Regions from separate parts of the Homo sapiens genome. Here regions 1 and 3 are each linked to region 2. Evidence: chromatin loops called from intact Hi-C (ENCODE). Cell type or tissue: gastrocnemius medialis. All regions are shown on one strand.

Region 1 (2,500 bases), 190 kb after region 2:
ACAATTTACATTTATGAACATGAAGCTAACTAAAATCACTGCAATAATATCTAGAGAAATAAGTAAATAAATTTGAAGGAGATGATTTATTATTGAAACACTGGGCTCATTTTTGCCCTAATATAGCAGTGTATCTTGATTAAAGAAAAATCCAAATTATGGGAATTTCATTTTCCAAACAAGTCACAATTAACACTGGAAAATCAAAAGCTGGCTCCAGTCTGCAGCGATAATTTTCTTTAGTCCATATATATATATATTTTTTGGATACCAATTGAATCTTTCCCACCCCATGCTCCCACAAAAAAAAAAAATCAGACATACAAATCACAGAAATTGTTGGCCTTTTTGAAGTATGCTACAGCCTCATTTCTTTCCATTCTTACTGCCAGCACCTATTACAAACCATTATCCTCTCTTCTCTGAATTGTCTCAAAAACCTCCTAGCTGATCTCCATGCACCTGTTCTTATGCTCCTCTCACGTCAACACTGCAAGTAAAGTGATTTTTTAAAAAACACGATCTGATCTTGTTTCACGCTTGCTTAAACCCTCTCTGTGGCCTCTCATGCTCTTAGATTAACCCAATTCTTTAACATGGGCCAGAGGCTTCGCAGGATTTGGCCCTGCCTGACTCTGCTTCCAGTCACTCTTGTCCTTGCTCACACTAACACTTTCCCATTTCAGAACCTTTGCACATTCTAATTCCTCTGCCTGGAAAATTCTACCTTTACCCTCACCTAGCTAACTCCTGCTCCCCATCAGGTCTCAGCTTTCATGTCACTTCCTTGGAGAAGACCCCATGCTCTTCCAGGCCCTGCAACACACTTGTAATTGCTTTGTCAACATCCATCATCCCACCAGACTATACGTTGCTTGAGGCCAGACTTGATATCTATCTGGTCTGCAGCCCTATGTTCAATGCCTAGCCCAGTGCCTGATGCACACTGTGTTTTACCAGCTCAAAGATGCATATTTTTTCCTATTTTTACAAATTTGAAATCAGGATCCATCTTTCAATCATTCATATGTCATAGTTTATTTGGCAGCATTTTTCTTTCCTAGTGTGGGTGAAATAATTGTGTATCTTACAATCAGAAGTATCTTACATTTAAAGAAATGGTGGCTGCCAAATGAATGACTACCTGTAATGAAAATGCCAGTAGTTCCTTTTTTTGTGTGTGTGTGCCTGAACACAGAAATTCTACTACTTATGAATGGCTGGGTTCTGAAAGGCAGTTTGCAAGCAGCGAAGCTAGAGAGCCAGCTGCTGGTTTCCTCCATTGGTAGTGGGTGGCATCGATTTGTCTTTACTCTAGTACTAGCTAGACATTATGCATGTTGGACGTTCACAGGGAGAGGAATGTTGTATCTGGGACAACTCATGCAAGCTCCTGCCTGCTGCTCTGGTGTCTGCTGATTCAACTTCTGTCAACACAATTCCATGTCCCAACCACTGCTGTCAGCACCTCCCCTGCCAAAGCTGATGTCACATCAGCTGCCCCAGCTCAGATCAGCTCCCCCATCACTGTCCTCCTTACACGCCAAATAGCTGTTTCTCCTGGCCAGCTGAACAGAGCAGTCCTTTGGTGTTCAGAAGACATCTTTCTCTATCATATATTCAGATGCCTATGTTGGGAATGCAGCCAAAGCCCTGAGAGAGAAGCAAGGTGCTACAGAGTGCTTGATCACTCATCACATTCCCGCCTTGACCATTGGTCCAGAGCCCTGAGGCTACCGGAATGGGTGAATCACTTCTTCTTGGAATCCCAGCATAACTCTGGGGCAATTCTAACAGAGAAGCAGCTATATATAGGGCCCAATACCTTCCAGTTTTGTCTTTTACATAAAACATTAGCTTGTTTTTCCCCCTTCTTAGGAATCAGCTTTTCCTCTGATGGAGGTTGTTTCACTCTGACCTTATCCTGAGAAAACTCCCTCCTTATCTGTGGGCATGTCTTGACTCTAGCAGAAGTAGACATAAGTAGAGCGGGTTTGTTCATTGACTGTGGCCTTTGATAAGTTGCATCCATGATAGACGAGGCTGCTATTTCTGGGTGTCCGCCCCCATCATTACCCATGCCCGGGGCTTTACAAAATAGCTGGGTTGAATCACACTGACAGAATCTTTTAGTCACTTTCAATTCTGCCAAGGAAATATAGGCATGAGCTTTCAGATTCTAAATTAACTTTGATTCCTACCAGATCCCAGTCCCTTTTAGGTCACAAAGCATCTGAAAACTCAGTTGAACACTTTCATTTAAAAAAAGGAAAGAGAACAGATAAGGGATAAATAATTGAAGCCAATAAAGGATTAAGATCTATGTCAAATAAAGATTTTATCCAAAATGTAAGAAAAACGGAGATCCCAATAAACTATTGAGATCTGTCCAAACTTTCCAACCCTGAATGGAAGCCAAGACAGAAATATCCAGTTAAAGGGGTCACTGAAATGTGGTTGGCTGAGGACTTTCCCCTCAAGAGCAGCTCATCCTGGCATT
Region 2 (2,500 bases):
GGAGCTCTATTTCTTCAGCCTTTAATAGAAGTGTTACTGTGAGGGGTACGTGTATTTCATGTAACTATCTGCTGGATTCCACGTCTTCCCTCTTCACCACAGTGCCCCTTCCTCACCGAATCCTAAGCTGAGCTAGTACCTACACCCTCGTTTTCTAGAAGGAAAATTACCTTCATTCTGGATTTTAGGAAATGATATGCTGGACTTTTCAGACTATAGTTGAAAGAGGTTTAGATTAACCAAGGAGATCTTATTTCTTGTTTCAGTTCTACCAGTGGAGTCTTGAGCTCTTGCCCCTCCTTGACTCAGTTTCCCTCAGAAGTATGAGCTGTTTGAGCCAGGTGATCTTGAAACTTCCTCCCAGTTTTGATTCAGGGTTTCTAGTTTTCCCTTGGAAATTTAACTCTGCCACCTCCCCCTGCGCCCCACCCCCAGCCTGTGTCTCACAAATGGGTTAAATGGGAACAATTGAGAAGTGAAACAACTTTGCTATAGACCAGCTCGGAAGGATAATGAAATTCTCAACTTCTGATATGGAAAACTGTTAGAAAAATGCAGCTCCTGCTCCACTTGTGAAAAATAAAAAAGAAAAATGGTGTTTAATGTCATCTGTCACCCACAGTGGTGAATTTTACAAGTGGTCATAAGCACATTCCCCTCCCCCAACACGCAGCAGGGGAGGAGGAGGTGTTGGGTAAGCAGGAGCTTTTGGAAAGTGCGTGTCCCCAAACGAAAGCCAGATATCGGGGCCAGGCCTTGCTGGGGTTACCTTCCCGGTGCAGCCATGATTTATTTCCCGCAGGTCTGGGGACCGTAAGAGGGGATTCCAGAAGCTTCATGTGAGCAGTGAGGACCCAGTATCTTGGGGCTGCCTGCCAGTAAGGCGACCTCGCTCAGTGCCTGTCGACACCGTCTGCTGATTGGGAGCTGGCCGCGGCCGCCCAGGCCCTCGTGGCCTCTGGGTCATGTGAGAGACTTGGCAGGAGCCGGTGCTCACTGAATCCGGTATTCGGGTGGAATCTGTGCCACGGAGCTGTCAGCGTGACGGTGTCAGCAGGTTCACCTGCCTGTGCCAGAGGAAGGGCCACACGCCAGGCAGCCTTCTGGGCCATCCTGTCATCCTGCTCTGCAGCTGACAGAGACACCCACAGTCGCATCACTCAGCCGTTTTGCTGACAGCCCGGATGTGCCTTTGAACAGCCTGCATTTAGGGTGCTGCGGGAGGAACCCTGCACTCCTGCTGCTGATGAGCTGGGCTCTGCACAGCGAGCAGGAAAGAAGGAGGAAGAGCTTTCTGGATGTCAAATCTCACGGGAAGATCCACAGAAAATTTGAGGAGTAAAAAGTAAACCAGTCAGCCGAGACTAGATCAAAGATTCCTCTGTGCCTGACTGCAGACCTGTGGTGACTGAAGAATGCTATCATTCCACAGCAAAAATGGAAAAACACAGCCAGGAGAATCAATCTCATAAACCTAATGTCACTTGAGGAAATGTTCTTTATTTTTAGATAAGGAATATTTTTGCAACTTTTTAATGTTGATTCTTTCTCTCTAGAAAACAATGGTGATGTTAGATGGTAGTTGGTTTTTGAACAGTACCCACTTGACAACCCTATGTACATCCTGTGTAGTTGAAAAAAAGTTTTACTGATTCATAAATTCCAAAAATCTAGGAACCATTGGACTCTCAGAGGACTCATGGAGAGTGACAGGAGAAAGGGCAGAAGGGCAAGGTTAGATGGTGGAAGGCCTTGCTCTAGAAGCTCTGTGATAGCAGGGAACCACACTATGGTAGCCCTGGGTTCTAGCACATGGGTTGGTAAACTTTTTCTACAAAGGGCCTGGTAGTAAATATTTGAGACTTTTGGACTGCACTGCCTTTGTGACAACTATTTTTGCCCTCTTGGCATGAAAACCTCCATAGACAATGATATGTAAATAAATATGTAAATGAAAAAGTGTAACTGAATTCCAATTAAACATTATTTATGTATGTATTTATTTTTGAGGCAGGGTCTCACACTGTCACCCAGGCAGGAGTGCAGTGCTGCCATCACGGCTCATTGCAGCCTCAGCCTCCTGGGCTCAAGTGCTCCTCCTGACTCATTTTCTAATTTTTTTATTTTTAGAGATGAGGTCTCACGATATTGCCCAGGCTGGTCTTGAACTCCTGGGCTCAAGTGATCCTCCCACCTCAGCCTCCTGAAATGCTGGGATTACAGGCATGAGCCACCAGGACTGGCAATAAAACTTTATTTATAAAAACAGGTGGTGGGCCTGATTCGGCCTAGGGGTTGTTGTTGGTTGACACCAGTCTAGCGCAACATCTAGTATCTAGTAGGTGTTCAGTAAGTATTTATTGAATTGATATGAATTGTTTCTAGCAGGCAAAGAGGAGACATTGGAGGTGTGTGAGATAGGATTTTAGAAAGATCGCTGTGGTAGACTGTGTAAGATGGATGGAGGAGGCATGAAACAGAGCCAAGGTGCTGGGTAAGG
Region 3 (2,500 bases), 98 kb after region 2:
GCTCATGCTCGTGGAGCTGGGGCTGGTTGTGGGGAAGCAGCTGCCAATAGCTCTGTCTACCTCTGGATCGGGTCAGTAAGGCACCTCATCTCCTGCAGGGCACACCATGTAGTGTCCAGGAGCTTCCCGGTTGGATTCCCACCCCAAGGTCAGCTGGGAACAGAACTGTCCAAGCCTGTTGGCCCTGTACCCTCTGTCCGTCAGTCTCACTGTCTGCTACGCTGCAGTCTGGAGGGAAGCATCAGCTCAGGAAGCCTGCCAGGGAGAGGGCAGCAGGCCGGGGACAGAGGGCAGGTGGTGGTAGCTGGAGACCATGTGACTCCTGGAGGCTGTGTGTGTCACAGGGCAGAGCTGGCCACTGGCTCTTCCCTTGGCTCAGCCTGAGAAGCCTTCACATGACATCTCTGTGGGAGCCTTCATGTTGTGGGCAGAGGAGAGGGAGGTGGGAGGGAAGAGGGAAGTGTTTTTAGGATCCAAGCTAGAAATACAAAATACATTTGTGAATCACAAGCTGATCCTCATCACATGACCACAATAGCTTTGCCAATGCAGAAATCAGGCTTCGGACACACATACGAAAAAATCTATCCTGCCCCTGCTATGTCTGGGCTGTGGTGGCCAAGAGAGTAAGAGAGTAAGAAAGTGGGGCACTGGAATTGGAGCAGGAGGCCAGGGAGCCAGCTATGCAGCCGGTCTCCATGTCCCAAAGCGTCACCAAAACCAGAACACAAAACCAGCCCCCATTCCAGCATTTTCTACATGCTTATTCATATGGTAATCTCATAACAGCCACATTTCCCAGTGGAAAACCGAGGCCCAGAGTGATTCCTCCATGTTCCATTTTCTTCCTTCCTTAGAGTTTCCAGGGTTCAATCTATATATATAATATTTTATTTTATTAATAAATATTAATAAAATTAATATATAATATATATAATAAAATTTATTAATAAAATTAATATATAATATAATATATAAAATATAATAACAATTGATATATATATAATATAAAATTTATATATATATAAATTTTTTTTTTACTTGTGCCATCAGCTCACTCTATCTCTCTGTGTCCCCAAACTGCATAGGGCAGGTCCTTCCTGCTGAAGGGATGTGGCGAGGATCCTGAAATTATCCCCACTCCATAAGAGAGAACTCCAGGCAGGCTGGGGCTCAAAGTCCCAAGTCTAAGAGGTTAGAAGTGCATGGGACTCTGAGTCAGGCTAGTCTAAACGGCTGCCAGGGTAAGAATGGGCCTGGCAAGCCTCTGAAAGCCCTGGAGCCTCCTTCCCCTCAGCAATGAGAGGAAAACCCCGAGGGTTCCACCAGCAGCCCCACCTCACCACCCACAGCGGGCCAAGAGCTTTATTTAGCTGAACTGAAATCTCACAGACCTGGAACATGACTCCTAAGCTGGTGTCCTTGCTGCCTAAGAGGACAAAAGCTCGTGAGTGGGCTTGGCCCCTCTGGGAAGACAGCCACCTGCCTCGTGCTTGCTGATTGTCTCACCTCGAGGGCTCTTACTTTTAAAATAACATTTAATATATTTAATCTCATTACTTAAGCAAGATCTATTCAGTGTAGAATATTTGGGAAATCCAGAAAAGTATCAACAAGGAAATTAAGTTTACCATAATCTTACCAATTAGAGACAAGCACTGTTAGAGTATTAATAGTTTTCTCCTTGATTCTTGAGTCATGGATATGTGTATAGTTCCAAAAAGCAAAACCAGAATTATGTTTTATATACATTTAAAAAGATAATGAGTTCTAACATACTATAGTAAAAGGCACAGTTCTCAAGTGTGCAGCTCAGTACATTTTCAATTTGTTACACCCTTGAGAACGTCACTCAGATCACAATATAGAGCATTGCCAGACCCCAGAGAGCCCACCCTGCCCTTCCTCAGTCAATAGCTACACGCCACCTCCAAGAAGTCATCAGTCTTGTGACTTCCATTGTTGTAGATTACATCTGCCTATTCCCGAGCATTGCACACATGGATTCATACACTATGTCCTTTTGTGTCTGGCTTCACTCACCCAATCTGTAGCATCTGCCACAAGCCTGGCCTCGAAAAAGCATGCCACATTGGCACGTTAAATGTATATGAGGTGCATGCTGAGGATTGAATGAATGAGTGAGTGAATGAATGAATGAGAGAATAGGCTTTAGCTGAGGTGTGGTCTCCCAACAGGATCCTGTGTTTTTAGTAACTATAATACCTGGTAGGCCACGGGGAAAGGGAGAGCAGGCAGGTGGCTGGTGGAATAGTCTGGGTGAGAAGAGGCGGCAACCCGAACTAGAAGGACGGTGGTGGGGACAGTGAGGAGGGAGCAGGTTGTACATGCCTGTCCCATCTGCCTGGCACTCATGAGCCCCATGAGAAGCAGGACAGATGTATTTTTAGAAATCCCCTCATACAGAGTAGCCACTCGACACTGTGTGGCTGCCTCACTGCCACAGAGTCCCAGGGACCAATGCCGAGCCCCCACAGGG

The links. Hi-C counts contacts between places; a loop is a spot of excess contacts. Peaks named below come from ENCODE experiments on the same cell type or tissue, not always from the same donor. Only the 100,000 strongest peaks of a DNase experiment are listed, where the experiment ranks them.
Region 1: it touches region 2 in a loop (5-fold over the local background); 4 of 110 quality-filtered maps call a loop at or near these places.
Region 3: a loop joins it to region 2, with 9 times the contacts of the local background. A loop is called at or near these places in 5 of 110 quality-filtered maps.

The regions. Positions count from the first base shown.
Region 1 is chr9:99,444,058-99,446,557 of GRCh38, forward strand. The region is part of intron 2 of LOC107987011 (a long non-coding RNA gene); the gene reads right to left. Among named protein-coding and RNA genes, the nearest start is that of NAMA, 70 kb to the left of the region's middle. In gastrocnemius medialis, no CTCF peak of the experiment used is centred here; DNase peaks (open chromatin) are centred at 1,444 and 1,704; H3K27ac peaks cover 1,419 bases.
Region 2 is chr9:99,258,624-99,261,123 of GRCh38, forward strand. No RefSeq gene overlaps it. Among named protein-coding and RNA genes, the nearest start is that of SEC61B, 38 kb to the left of the region's middle. RefSeq lists an enhancer at 1,265-1,314. In gastrocnemius medialis, no CTCF peak of the experiment used is centred here; a DNase peak (open chromatin) is centred at 1,058; H3K4me3 peaks cover 1,533 bases; H3K27ac peaks cover 2,500 bases.
Region 3 is chr9:99,356,477-99,358,976 of GRCh38, forward strand. The region is part of intron 5 of NAMA (non-protein coding RNA, associated with MAP kinase pathway and growth arrest); the gene reads right to left. Among named protein-coding and RNA genes, the nearest start is that of NAMA, 18 kb to the right of the region's middle. In gastrocnemius medialis, no CTCF peak of the experiment used is centred here; DNase peaks (open chromatin) are centred at 265, 1,325, 1,985 and 2,385; H3K27ac peaks cover 2,500 bases.